Linked DNA regions of Homo sapiens: all the other regions are linked to region 1. The links are chromatin contacts, found by Hi-C or POLR2A ChIA-PET in ENCODE. All regions are on one chromosome and are shown on one strand. Each heading gives the region's core, a stretch centred on a gene start or an enhancer-like site at or near the end of the contact. The rest is flanking DNA. Distances are from core to core; before and after follow the strand shown. Region 1 holds the start of PGAP3 (post-GPI attachment to proteins phospholipase 3). Region 2 holds the start of CWC25 (CWC25 spliceosome associated protein). Region 3 holds the start of RPL23 (ribosomal protein L23).

What was found. A loop is a pair of places that touch in the nucleus more often than their neighbours do. ChIA-PET counts read pairs that join two places held with the same protein, here RNA polymerase II (POLR2A). Pooled maps may share reads with other maps.
Region 2: a pooled map shows a loop between it and region 1 (10-fold over the local background). The contact joins the promoter of CWC25 here to the promoter of PGAP3 in region 1. A Hi-C loop is called at or near these places in 3 of 50 pooled maps. POLR2A ChIA-PET finds 5 or more read pairs at or near these places in 2 of 52 experiments (HEK293 and WTC11).
Region 3: a pooled map shows a loop between it and region 1 (7-fold over the local background). The contact joins the promoter of RPL23 here to the promoter of PGAP3 in region 1. A Hi-C loop is called at or near these places in 3 of 50 pooled maps. POLR2A ChIA-PET finds 5 or more read pairs at or near these places in 3 of 52 experiments (Caco-2, GM12878 and HepG2).

What each region holds. Positions count from the first base shown.
Region 1 is chr17:39,686,444-39,690,387 of GRCh38, reverse strand. PGAP3 (post-GPI attachment to proteins phospholipase 3) reads left to right here and starts at 2,331. Exons shown (of 8, transcript NM_033419.5): 1 at 2,331-2,554. The coding sequence starts at 2,374. It also overlaps a transcript of ERBB2 not described here. RefSeq lists a silencer at 958-1,252 and enhancers at 532-1,492, 2,203-2,312.
Region 2 is chr17:38,823,679-38,827,622 of GRCh38, reverse strand. CWC25 (CWC25 spliceosome associated protein) reads left to right here and starts at 2,302. Exons shown (of 10, transcript NM_017748.5): 1 at 2,302-2,457. The coding sequence starts at 2,440. MIR4727 (microRNA 4727) reads right to left here and starts at 1,785; the gene lies at 1,731-1,785. RefSeq lists an enhancer at 2,963-3,594.
Region 3 is chr17:38,851,920-38,855,863 of GRCh38, reverse strand. It overlaps RPL23 (ribosomal protein L23), which reads left to right and starts at 2,143. Exons shown (of 5, transcript NM_000978.4): 1 at 2,143-2,166; 2 at 2,759-2,842; 3 at 3,132-3,260. The coding sequence starts at 2,154. It overlaps SNORA21 (small nucleolar RNA, H/ACA box 21), which reads left to right and starts at 2,869; the gene lies at 2,869-3,001. It also overlaps the pseudogene RPS20P35. RefSeq lists enhancers at 1,890-1,999, 1,723-2,506, 1,997-3,196, 2,507-3,290.

The DNA.
Region 1 (3,944 bases), core at 1,082-3,581:
ATGGCCGTGTGGCATGGCTCACGCCCGTAATCCCAGCACTTTGGGAGGTTGAGGCGGGAGGATCACTCGAGCCCAGGAATTGGAGACCAGTCTAGGCAACATAGCAAGACCGTGTCTCTACAAAAAATTAAAAAAATTAGCAGGGCATAGTGGCGCATGCTGCAGTCCCAGCTACTCAGGAGGCTGAGATGGAAGGATCACTTGAGTCTGGGAGGTTGAGGTTGCAGTGAGTCGTGATCATGCCACTGCACTTCAGTCTAGGTGAAAGAGTGAGAGGCTGTCTGGGAAAAAAAATTTTTTTTAACTAAATGTATATAAATGTAGCAATATGTCAACTATTAACAGCAATTAGATTGAATTATATATATGTATAGTTATTTATAAATCTTATTTAATGTGGGGCGTTACTGCATTTCAGTATGTTTGACATAATATAGGATGAGGCCTTCAAAATTGGAATTTTCTTTTTCTTTTTTTTTTTTTTTTTGAGTTTCGCTCTTGTTGCCCAGGCTGGAGTGCGATGGCGCAATCTTGGCTCACCACAACCTCTGCCTCCCTGGGTTCAAGCGATTCTCCTGCCTCAGCCTCCTGAGTAGCTGGGATTACAGGCATGCACCACCACACCCAACTAATTTTGTATTTTTAGTAGAGATGGGGTTTCTCCATGTTGGTCAGGCTGGTCTCAAACTCCTAACCTCAGGTGATCCGTCCGCCTCGGCCTCCCAAAGTGCTGGGATTACAGGCGTGAGCCACCACCCCCAGCCTTACTTAGGAATTTTCTAAAGGGGAGACTCCCTATTTTGTCAGGATTTCATCCTCTTTAATCCTAAATGTCCATCTTTATATGAGGATCCTCATAAAAAGACTCATCCCAGAGTCACAGAAAGGACAAAATGAAATGAAAAAAGAAAAAAAAACAGTATTGTAAAAGAACTAATCTGTAAGATGCAAAGTAGTATTAGCACTGGATTTCCGGTCAGCTCCTGGAGGGCTAAGGGGTTGTTTTGTTCATTTCAGCTTCTCAGTCAGTATCAGTTGGGTGGTCAACTCCAGGGGACACTATTCATGTTATATTTAACTGGAAGAATTTGCCATTCACAGAAAAGGCAATGTGAATGCTGCTCCCCAGAGCACCATTCACAGAAAATGCAATGTGAATGGTGCCTCCTGGAGATTTTGCCTTGCTTAGCAAGGTGCTAGAGCTAAGGACTCAGAAATGTTTGTTAAGTGAGTGAATGGAATCCCAGGCTACTTCTTACTCATTCCAACCCCCAGGACGAAAAAGAAAAGTTGACAAGGGGTGAGGAGAGTGGGGGAGGAGAAAGGGTGATCCTTAGCTACAAGGCTTCTATGAGATTGGGTGTGGGTCGGTGCTGATGGGAGTGCAGGGGAGGTGAGCAGGGAGAGGATACTAAAGCAAGCGTCCTGTTCCCAGGGTTCCTAATTTTCCTAGAAATATTACTTCTCTCCGATCTCAGTGCAGAACCATACTGATGATTTTACAGCCCTGGATTTGTCAAGTTCTTATGTTGATGTATGCTGTTCATTCATTAAACAGAAGAACAAACAAACGCAGTTAGCGCCTACCATAAGCCAAATTCTGTGCTGGAGGTAGAGTGGTGAACAGGACAGCAAAGGTTCTACCCCGCATGGGGAAGCAATCACCCTCGGGAGGTGGTACTTCAATTGCGACTAGAAGAAAAAAGAAGAGTGAGTGATTCAGACCAGGCCAGGCAGTCAGGAAGCTTGAGGGACATAGCCCTCTGAAGCGGGTCTGGAGCAAGGGAGTGAGGGAGACCAGTGGACAGGGGCCAAATCAGGCAGGGTTTGTGGAGACTGTATTTTACCCAAGGTAATTGGGAGCCAGTAAATAATTTTAAGAAAAAAAAAGTGATATGGGCAAATTTTAATTTTTCAAAATGGAGCGCAGGTTGGAAGAGGCAAAAGTAGAGGCAGGGAGAGCCATTAAGAAGCTACTGCGGCTGTCTTGGCGACACATGATGGTGTCTTTAACCAGGGTGGTGCCAGAAGAGATGGAGAGAAGTGGATAGTTACAGGTACGTTTAGGAAGTAAAATCCGACAGGGGTGGTGACAGTAAACAGCCCTACCTCAAAAAAGATCATGGAAAACACTTCAGTTTGCTCATTAACCCATCAGGCGTCCGCCTTCCCTTAACCCTATCGCCTCGATATATGGACACAGCAGGGGGACGAGGGGCGGGGCAGGCGCCCACAAAAATCCGGGAACTTTAATTTAAACTGTGTGGACTTCAGCGGAGAGTAGAATAAAGAACACAGGAACTTCCGGTTACTCCGGAAGTGGAAGCTTCATACTCCTAAGCTCCTCCCCCGGCGGCGAGCCAGGGAGAAAGGATGGCCGGCCTGGCGGCGCGGTTGGTCCTGCTAGCTGGGGCAGCGGCGCTGGCGAGCGGCTCCCAGGGCGACCGTGAGCCGGTGTACCGCGACTGCGTACTGCAGTGCGAAGAGCAGAACTGCTCTGGGGGCGCTCTGAATCACTTCCGCTCCCGCCAGCCAATCTACATGAGTCTAGCAGGTAAGCCCCACCCCCACGGTAAGCCCCGCCCATTTGTCTTGCTCCCGCCCCCTGCGCCCCCAATACGCCTCTGCAATCCCTGAACCTTAGTTTCCCCACGAGGTCTCTTATGAATGTGAGTGAAGCCCCTAAGGTGATGAGAGCCTTACCAGCCTCTCTTACTTTCCCAGAAGCTTTCATTTACTTATTTGTTCAGTCAAAAGGGTATTTATTAAATACATTCGGGCCACAATGTCTAGGAATGGCACAGAAATCAGACCAGGGTCCCGCCCATTGGGACTCACAGTCCCCACGGGGACATGAGCCTTTTCAAGTGCAAGGCAGAGAATGATTTGAGCCCCTGAAAGACTCTTTGATTAGGAAGCATTTGGGATAGGAAGGTGTCAGTTCCGGCTTTGAAGACGTGGGGGCAGGGATCATCTTGGAACGTTTTGTTTGAAGGAGGGACTTTGGACTGGTACATTCGATTTGGACCATAGTGGGCAAAGAACCAACGTATTGAGCACTCACTGTGTGACAGGTGTCACAATATGTCAAGTAATTTTTATCACACCCTTTGAGATAGTTTCTCTAATCCCAGTTTTACAGATGGGGATTAGAGAGATTAAATGCCCTGCCCAAGGTCACACAGCCAGTATGTAGTAAAGTGGAGTTTCCAGTTCTGGCCTGTTTGACCACAAGCTTGTCCTCTTTACTATTATACCACTTTGCATTCCAGACAGAGGGAACAGAGAGAATGGATGCCCTGGGCAGATGTGGGCACATCCAGGAGCTTTATTTACTCAGGGAGCAGGGTACATGAACAGGAGTAGTGACCAATACGGTTGGAAAGGCAATTTGGAGCCTCAAAAGTCAGGTTGAAGAATTTGGGCTTCATTTTCATAGGAAGGGAGTAAGATAGCAAGAACTCCTTCCAGGAGAGTAAGAGCAAATCCTATATTCAGGAAGGACAAATATAAACCCAGGTTTCCATAGATGAGTTCATCAGATGCCAACATCTTGATGGACTTGAGCAAAAGGAGAGGAAATGTCTGCCAAGGTAGAAAGATCATCTGAGCCCTGGAGTTCAAGACTAGCCTAGGCAACATGACAAGATGCCTTCTCTACAAAAAATAAAAGAATTAGCCAGACATTGTGGTCTCGCTACTTGGGAGGCTGAGGTGGGAGGATCGTTTGAGCCCAGGAGGTCAAGGCTGTGGTGAGCCATGCTCTCCCCACTGCACTCCAGCCTGGATGAAAGAGCGAGACCCTGTCTCAAAAAAAAAAAAAAAAAAAAAATGCCGGGTGCGGTGGCTCGTGCCTGCAATCCCCGCACTTTAGGTGGCAGAGGCAGGCAGATAACCTGAGGTTGGGAGTTCAAGACCACCCTGACCAACATGGAGAAACCCCA
Region 2 (3,944 bases), core at 1,053-3,552, 860 kb after region 1:
GTGAGCCTGCTTTTCTTTTAAGTAAACTTTATTCAAATACATTTAAGTAAATATTTAATAGGTATTTTGTTTGTTTCTTTTCTTTTTTTTTTTTTCTGAGACAGAGTTTTGCTCTTGTTGCCCAGGCTGGAGTGCAATGGCGCTATCTTGGCTCACCACAACCTCTGCCTCCTGGGTTCAAGTGATTCTCCTGCCTCAGCCTCCAGAGTAGCTGGGATTACAGGCATGTGCCACCACGCCCGGCTAATTTTGTATTTTTAGTAGAGACGGGGTTTCTCTATGTTGGTCAGGCTGGTCTCAAACTCCCAACCTCAGATGATCTGCCCGCCTCAGCCTCCCAAAAGTGCTGGGATTACACGCGTGAGCCACCGAGCCCAGCCTGTTTCTTTCTTTCTTTCTGTTTTTTTTGAGACAAAGTCTCACTCTTGTCGCCCAGGCTATAGTGCAGTGGTGCCATCTTGGCTCACAGCAACCTCCACCTCCTAGGGTCAAGTGATTCTCTTGTGTCAGCCTCCCAAGTAGCTGGGATTACAGGCACCCGCCACCACGCCCGGCTAATTTTTGTATTTTTAGTAGGATGGGGTTTTTCCATGTTGGCCAGGCTGGTCTCAAACTCCCAACATCAGGTGATCCACCCACCTGCCTCGGCCTCCCAAAGTGCTGGGATTACAGGAGTGAGCCACCGCGCCCGGGCAATAAGTATTTTTAAAAAGCCATAAGAACTAATAAGTGAATTTAGCAAGCCTGTAAAATAGAAGGTTACTATACAAAAGCACGTTCTTATCTATTAGTAGCAAACAATTGGAAAATTAAAATTTTTAAATTTTATTTAAAATAGCATCACAGGCCGGGTGCCTGTAATCCTTGCATTTTGGGAGGCCAAGGTAGGCGGATCACCTGAGGTCAGGGGTTCCAGACCAGCCTGGCCAACACGGTGAAATCCCATCTTTACTACAAACACAAAAATCAGTAGGTCGTGGTGGCGTATGCCTGTAATCCCAGCTACTCGGGAGGCTGAGGCAGGAGAATCGCTTGAACCCAGGAGGCGGAGGTTGCAGTGAGCTGGTATTGCGCCACTGTACTCCAGCCTGGGCAACAGAGTGAGATTCCGTCTCGAAATAAATAAATAAATAAATAAATAAATAAATAAATAAATAAATAAATAAATAAATAAAATAGCATCACAAAAAATACAACATTTAGAATAAATTTAACAAAAGATGTGCAAAACTTCTATTCTGAAAATTACAAAACAGGTCGGGCGCAGTGGCTCACACCTGTAATCCCAGCACTTTAGGAGGCCGAGGTAGGAGGATTGCTTGAGTCCAGGAGTTTGAGACAAGCCTGGGTAAGATGGCAAAACCCTGTTGCTACAAAAATAAAAATAGCCAGGCGCGGTGGCTTATGTCTGTAATCCCAACACTTTGGGAGGCTGAGGCGGGGAGATCACTTGAGGTCGAAATTCGAGACAAGCCTGAGCAACATGGTGAAACCCTGTCTCTACAAAAAATACAAAAATTAGCCGGGCGGGTGGCGGGCGCCTGTAATCCCAGCGACTTGGGAGGCTGAGGCAGGAGAATTGCTGTCCGGGAGGCGGAGGTTGCAGTCAGCTTCGACCGCAGCCTGGGAGAGCAAAACTCCTTCTCAAAAAACAAAAACAAAGGGAGAAGAAGAAAAAGAAAAAGAAAAAAGAAAAACATGCCAAAAACACATAGTAACTGAAGGGAAAGGAATCTGCCAGCTTCCCACTATGGGAAAATCTGCCACTGTGGAAGCTGGCAGATTTTAAAAGTTTGGCAAACGGAAGCTGATGGAATTTCGATTTGATGGTTTCTATTTAGCTTCGTAAAATAGGCCTGGCATAAGGGGATTTGCTGTGAGTCAAGGTCTGAGGAAAGCGCCAGTTTGCAAAGCCGTTTTGGAAAACTGGAGCGTGGGGGTGTGTGCAGGGTGAGGGGAGGAGGCCTAGTCTGGTCCACCTTAGGTCTAGCAGAGACTACGTGGAGCTTTGAGCCGAATGCCCTGGTGAGCTGCCATGGCAACACAGCCGTGGGCACAGGCCCACGGCAACCCATCACTGAACAGAGTTGTGGCGTTTCAACAGAGAGTCTGGGACATCAGGCAACGTGGCGACCCGAAGCAGCCAAAATGAGACCTCGACAGCAAAGGCCTCGACAGCGGAGCCCGGACCTTTGCAAAATCTGCAAGTAACGCCAACGTCACAAAGCGCGACCGAGCCCTGTACGTCATCGTTCCGCGACGCCGACGCGGTGAGATGACGCCCTCCCGGAAGTGACCTCTAGAGCGGTGGTGAAACTGGCAGTTGACGGCTCCTGGGACTAGATCCCGCGAGGTAGCCCCCGAACTATTTCTCTACGTTTTCTCTTGATCCTCCCGAAATCTTCCAGATCCGCGTAGTGAGGAATCGTCTCCACCGTCATGGGGGGCGGAGACCTGGTGAGTGGAGGGAGGCCTGGGCGGGGGAGGACTGAGGCCGGGACGGAAATTGGCAGGGGGTGGGGGTAGAGGAAGGAGTGGATAACCATGGCAACGCAGCTTTGCTTTCGCCGGGAGGAGGCCGTTGCCCTGAAGAGGGGATGGATCCTTAGGGCAATGGAGGGGTGGGACTGAGATTTGGGAAAGTCCGAGGTGTGTCGCGAACAGTGACAGGTGGTGTTTGCGTGTTTGTTGACTGCGGCTCTACCGGCTGTAAATTCTGGGAAGACCGGGGAGGGGGCGGATGGAGCCATGGCTAGGAAAGGAGGTAGATATGGAGGACGTGTCACCACACTTTGTTTTGTATATCTTGTCTTGCCACACACCTCTCTTCCTTGGGTGAGAGTTCAGAGTCATGTCCTGGACTGAAGTAGGGGTGGTTTGTGCCCCATTCTCCCTACCCTAAGCCATGCCCTGGGGTCGTTTTTTATTTTTTATTTTTTTGAGACGGAGTTTCTTGTTGCCCAGGCTGGAGTGCCATGGCGCGATCTCGGCTGACCGCAACCTTTCCCTCCTGGGTTCAAGCGATTCTCCTGCCTCAGCCTCCCGAGTAGCTGGGATTACAGGCATGCGCCACCACACCCGGCTAATTTTGTATTTTTAGTAGAGACAGGGTTTCTCCATGTTGGTCAGGCTGGTCTCGATCTGCCGACCTCAAGTGATCCGCCCGCCTCGGCCTCCCAGAGTGCTAGGATTACAAGGGTTAGCCACAGCGCCCGGCCCTGGGGTCCTTTTTAAGCCTGAAGGGATCTTCCTGTCCATCTTTCTGACTTCCACACCTCCTTCAGTGCTGGATTCTGATCTGTAGTGGCAGAGCTTGCTTTTGAATTCATACCACTTAATATAAGTTATGTGGCAATGTCTCTTAAACTGAAACGTTCATTTGTAAAGCGCTAAGGCCCCAAATAGGGTAAATGTACCCACAAGAGCATGGGGCAAGGTTGGGAAAATGCTAGCCTCCGGAAAGTGGAGCTAATTGAACCAGCAAGTAGATCAGCTTAGCCGCCTGCCCAGTAAACCTATTAGTTTGTCATGTGTTCTCAATCACAGTGAGTGCCAGGACTCCATCTAGTTTCATCCAATTTAGTGTATTCTTCACATAACTGCATTTAAGGACAGGAAAGCTCTAATCCAGGGTTTCTCAACATTAGCGCTCTTGACAGTTTGGCCTAGATAATTCTTTGGGGGTGTGTGGTAGTGGTGGTAGTTGGGCTGTCCTGTGCATTGTAGAATGTTTAGCAGCATCACTGGCCTCTAGCCACTAGACTGGAGCTATCCACTAACACCCGTCTCCACCAGTTGTGACAGCCAAAAATGACTCCAGAAGATTTTCTCCCTGGGGAGCAAAATAATCTATGCTTGAGGCAGGGAGGACAAGATGGGAAGGGTTAGAGGGAGAAAGAGGGAGGGAGTGAGGGAGGAAGGACGGAAGGATGGACGGATGGTCA
Region 3 (3,944 bases), core at 894-3,393, 830 kb after region 1:
AGAGAGAGATAGATAGAGATAGATAGATAGATATCGGCCGTGGAGGTTGCGGTGAGCCAAGATCGCGCCACTGCACTCCAGCCTGGGCAACAAGAGCGAAACTCCGTCTCAAAAAAAAAAAAGAAAGAAAGAAAGAAAAGAAAGAAAAGAAAAAGAAAAAAAAACTGGTAATCAATTTATTAAAATAGTTGACTTAAGCATCTGCAATGGTGACTTCCACCTCAACTCCTGGCTCAATACTGATGGAAGTAATCTGCTTAACAATCTCAGAAGGACTGTGCAAGTCAATGAGTCACTTGTGGATTCTCATCTGGAAATGATCCCATGTCTTAGAACCTTCACCACAAAGTTTTTCTTGAAGTGATTCTCAAAGTCTTGGCAGGCATTCGAACTGGTCCTTTCACTTTGAGATTATTTTCCTTTGCTCCTCTGATCAAGTCAGCACACACCTTCTCCAGGGATTTTACGATGCGGCTCGTTAGAGTGACTCGAATTCGTGAATTGCCACCTCCGCCTCCCTGGGTGTTTTTCCGGTATCCTTAAAAGCCATGGCTGCTGCGCGGCTTCCTGAGCGACTGGTTCCTCGGCGAGGGCGAACAGCGGTGAGTCAGTAGCAGGAGCGTGCGGATCAGCGATCCGCAACACCTACGACCGCGTCTTCCTCAAAGAGCTATTTATCTATATACATTTTTGAGACGGAGTCTAGCTCTGTCGCCCAGGCTGGAGTGCAGTAGCGCGATCTCGGCTCACTGCCGCCTCTGCCTTCTGGGTTCAAGCGATTCTCCTGCCTCAGCCTCCGGAGTAGCTGGGATTACAGGCGCCCGCCACCACGCCCAGCTAATTTTTGTATTTTTAGTAGAGACGGAGTTTCCCTGTGTTGGCCAGGCTAGTCTCGATCTCCTGACCTCGTGATCCACCCGCCTCGGCCTCCCAAAGTGCTGGGATTACAAGCGTGAGCCACAAGGCCCGGCCACTATTTATATTTTACACTTGATCTTGGCCAAAAGGCCGAGAAGCGATACTATTTATATTTTTATAATACATATCCCCATCTAACATACTACATACTGCAATTACTTATTATATCTTTTGTTTAGTGTCTAATATCCTCCTCCACCTGCACCCCAGCAGAATGTAAGCTCCATAAGGAAAAGAATGTTGATCTATTTTGTTCTCTGATGTAATCCGCTGTACGCCCTGGACAGAACCTGCTGTAAAGTAGGAGCTCAATAAGTATGTGAATTAATGTATCGTGGGAAGGAAAGAACCCAGAGAATAAGGGGCGGCTGAAGCTGTGAAAGGAGCAATTAGGCCTGGCGCGGGGGCTCACGCCTGTAATCCCAGCACTTTGAGGGACCAAGGCGGGCAGATCACTTGAGATCAGAAGTTCGAGACCAGCCTGGCCAATAACATGGCGAAACCCCGTCTCTACTAAAAATACAAAAATTAGCCCAGCGTTGTGGCGGGCGCCTGTGGTCTCAGGTACTCTGAGGCTGAGACAGAGAATTGCTTGAACCCGGAAGACGGAGGTTGCAGTGAGCTGAGATCTCGCCACTATACTCCAGCCTGGGCGACAGAGTGAGACTCGGTCTCAAAAAAAGAAAAAAAGAGTGTGTGTTGGGGGGGACGGGTCAATAAATAGAGCAATACTGTATATGTAAAATACAGAATGGTATGATACCAAGAACACATAGATGGAATGATCTGCAGCACTTCTCAACTGTATTACATTCAACGAAACCGTTTAGAGCTTGTTCTCCCTCCCTCCCCCACTTTCTTTGTTCCTTGGGGAACCCCCACACGGCACAAACCGTGTTTTAATTCCTATTCTCTAGTGTGCAGATAAGTGCCTGGCACTATTAAGTGGTCAAAAGAGGTCGTGAGCAAGTTAACAAATCACTGTTTCCATGTCCCTAACTACTCTTAAGCTCGTAGAGAAGATACTTCCTATCTCTTGCGCTTCTACCTCAACTCCCACTTCGCAGAGAGGGCTAAAAGCGACGTCGTAAACTTATTACGTAATAAGGCAGCGCCCAGAGGCGGAAGAGGCCGGTTTTTGCTCCGGCCACGTGAGGAGGGTGGGCGGGGCGTTAAAGTTCATATCCCAGTGTCCTTTGAATCGACTTCCTTTTTTCTTTTTTCCGGCGTTCAAGATGTCGAAGCGAGGTGAGGTTTTGTTTCTGGAGGATCCTCCACCATCTGTCGTGCAGTGGCTGGCGGATTCGTCAGGAGCGGTGGCCCTAGGCAGCTGGGGCGCTTTGCTCTCCTTCAGGCCGGAGAGAGAGAGCCAGGCCACCGCGAGAGCACTGCCAGGGCCCTCGAAAGTGGCAGTGGGGTGCTGGAGAGTTGAGATGGCAGGATCCCGACGTGAATGTAGTCTGGATACCGCGAGATCGCTCCGCGAATAGGGCTATCGTAATGGGGTTGAAGTTAGACTGGATTAGGCCCTGGTTTGCGCGACCTCTGCGGTTTTATGCCTTGCAGGAGTAATTGCGTTTTGCGAAAGTTAGAGCAAGGGTTGAGTCGTCTAGGTTTCTTAATTTCGATGTCAGAGTGTTAATAGTAAGAAATAGGCTACTTTCCGTGAGAATCGGGTGGCACATGGGGACGGCATAAGTAAAATCCGAGCGAGCTAATCTATAGCGTACAGTCTATCAAAGCATGTGCGGTGAATTACAGCTTGAGTATGAGGGGGAACTCCGAACCATGTCTAGATTGTGATCTCTTTATCCTGTTTCCCTTCCCTTTATATCCACAGGACGTGGTGGGTCCTCTGGTGCGAAATTCCGGATTTCCTTGGGTCTTCCGGTAGGAGCTGTAATCAATTGTGCTGACAACACAGGTGAGGTCTTTGCACGTTGCTATACTCCCCCTTTTAAAAGCACTCAATGGGCCTGTGGCTAATGACCTATTGAGCCGTCAAGAAAGGGGAGAGTGAAAACATCGCTTTTGGGTGAAGTGGCAACATGTGTTGTTTGCTTCAATCGGTGGTGTGACAAGGCGTTCTTGCGGACTAACTGCTTGGGCAGTGAGTGGAGGGAGGGGCTTTGGAAGTGTTTGGGAAATGTTATACTGATGGAACGGCCTGATGGCCCTCAACATTTTTTATTTTTATTTACATTCTTTTGTAGGAGCCAAAAACCTGTATATCATCTCCGTGAAGGGGATCAAGGGACGGCTGAACAGACTTCCCGCTGCTGGTGTGGGTGACATGGTGATGGCCACAGTCAAGAAAGGCAAACCAGAGCTCAGAAAAAAGGGTGAGTAAACACTGAGCCCACCTTAATACTGATGAGTAGTGGGGGGACGCTTTCCTTTATTGGAAAATGGATCAGTTTTCAAGGCCTCAAGTTTGTTTTCCATTGAGAGGCAGTGTGAGATAAGTATCTTAAGTTTTTGCTCATATTGTGTTGGAGGGGGGACCATCATCTTGTCACTTCCATACCTTAGTTGTTTTTTTGTTGTTGTTTTTGTTTTGTTTTGTTTTGTTTTTTGAGATGGAGTCTCTCTCTGTCGCCCAGCCCATACTGGAGTGCAATGGCACGATCTTGGCTCACTGCAACCTCCGCCTCCTGGGCTCTCAAAAAAAAATATATTACAAAACGAAAACAAGCTGCCCGTTGCTTATTTTATTATTTGTTTTTGAGATGGAGTCTCACTTGTTGCCCAGGCTGGAGTGCAGTGGCACATATCTGTTCACTGCAACCTCCACCTCCCGGGCTCAAGAGATTGTCCTGCCTCAGCCTCCCGAGTAGCTGGGATCATAGGTGTGCACCACCACACCCGGCTAATTGCTCATTACTTAATCTCAGGCTCCCCACTCAAAATTTTTCCTGTCAGGTGTATGATTTAAAGGGGGAGGCCTCAAAATACTTGCAGCTTGTGTCCTGTCTGGCTTTAGAACTTCTGGTGTTTGGTGCATTTTAACTTCAGCGCTTGCACTT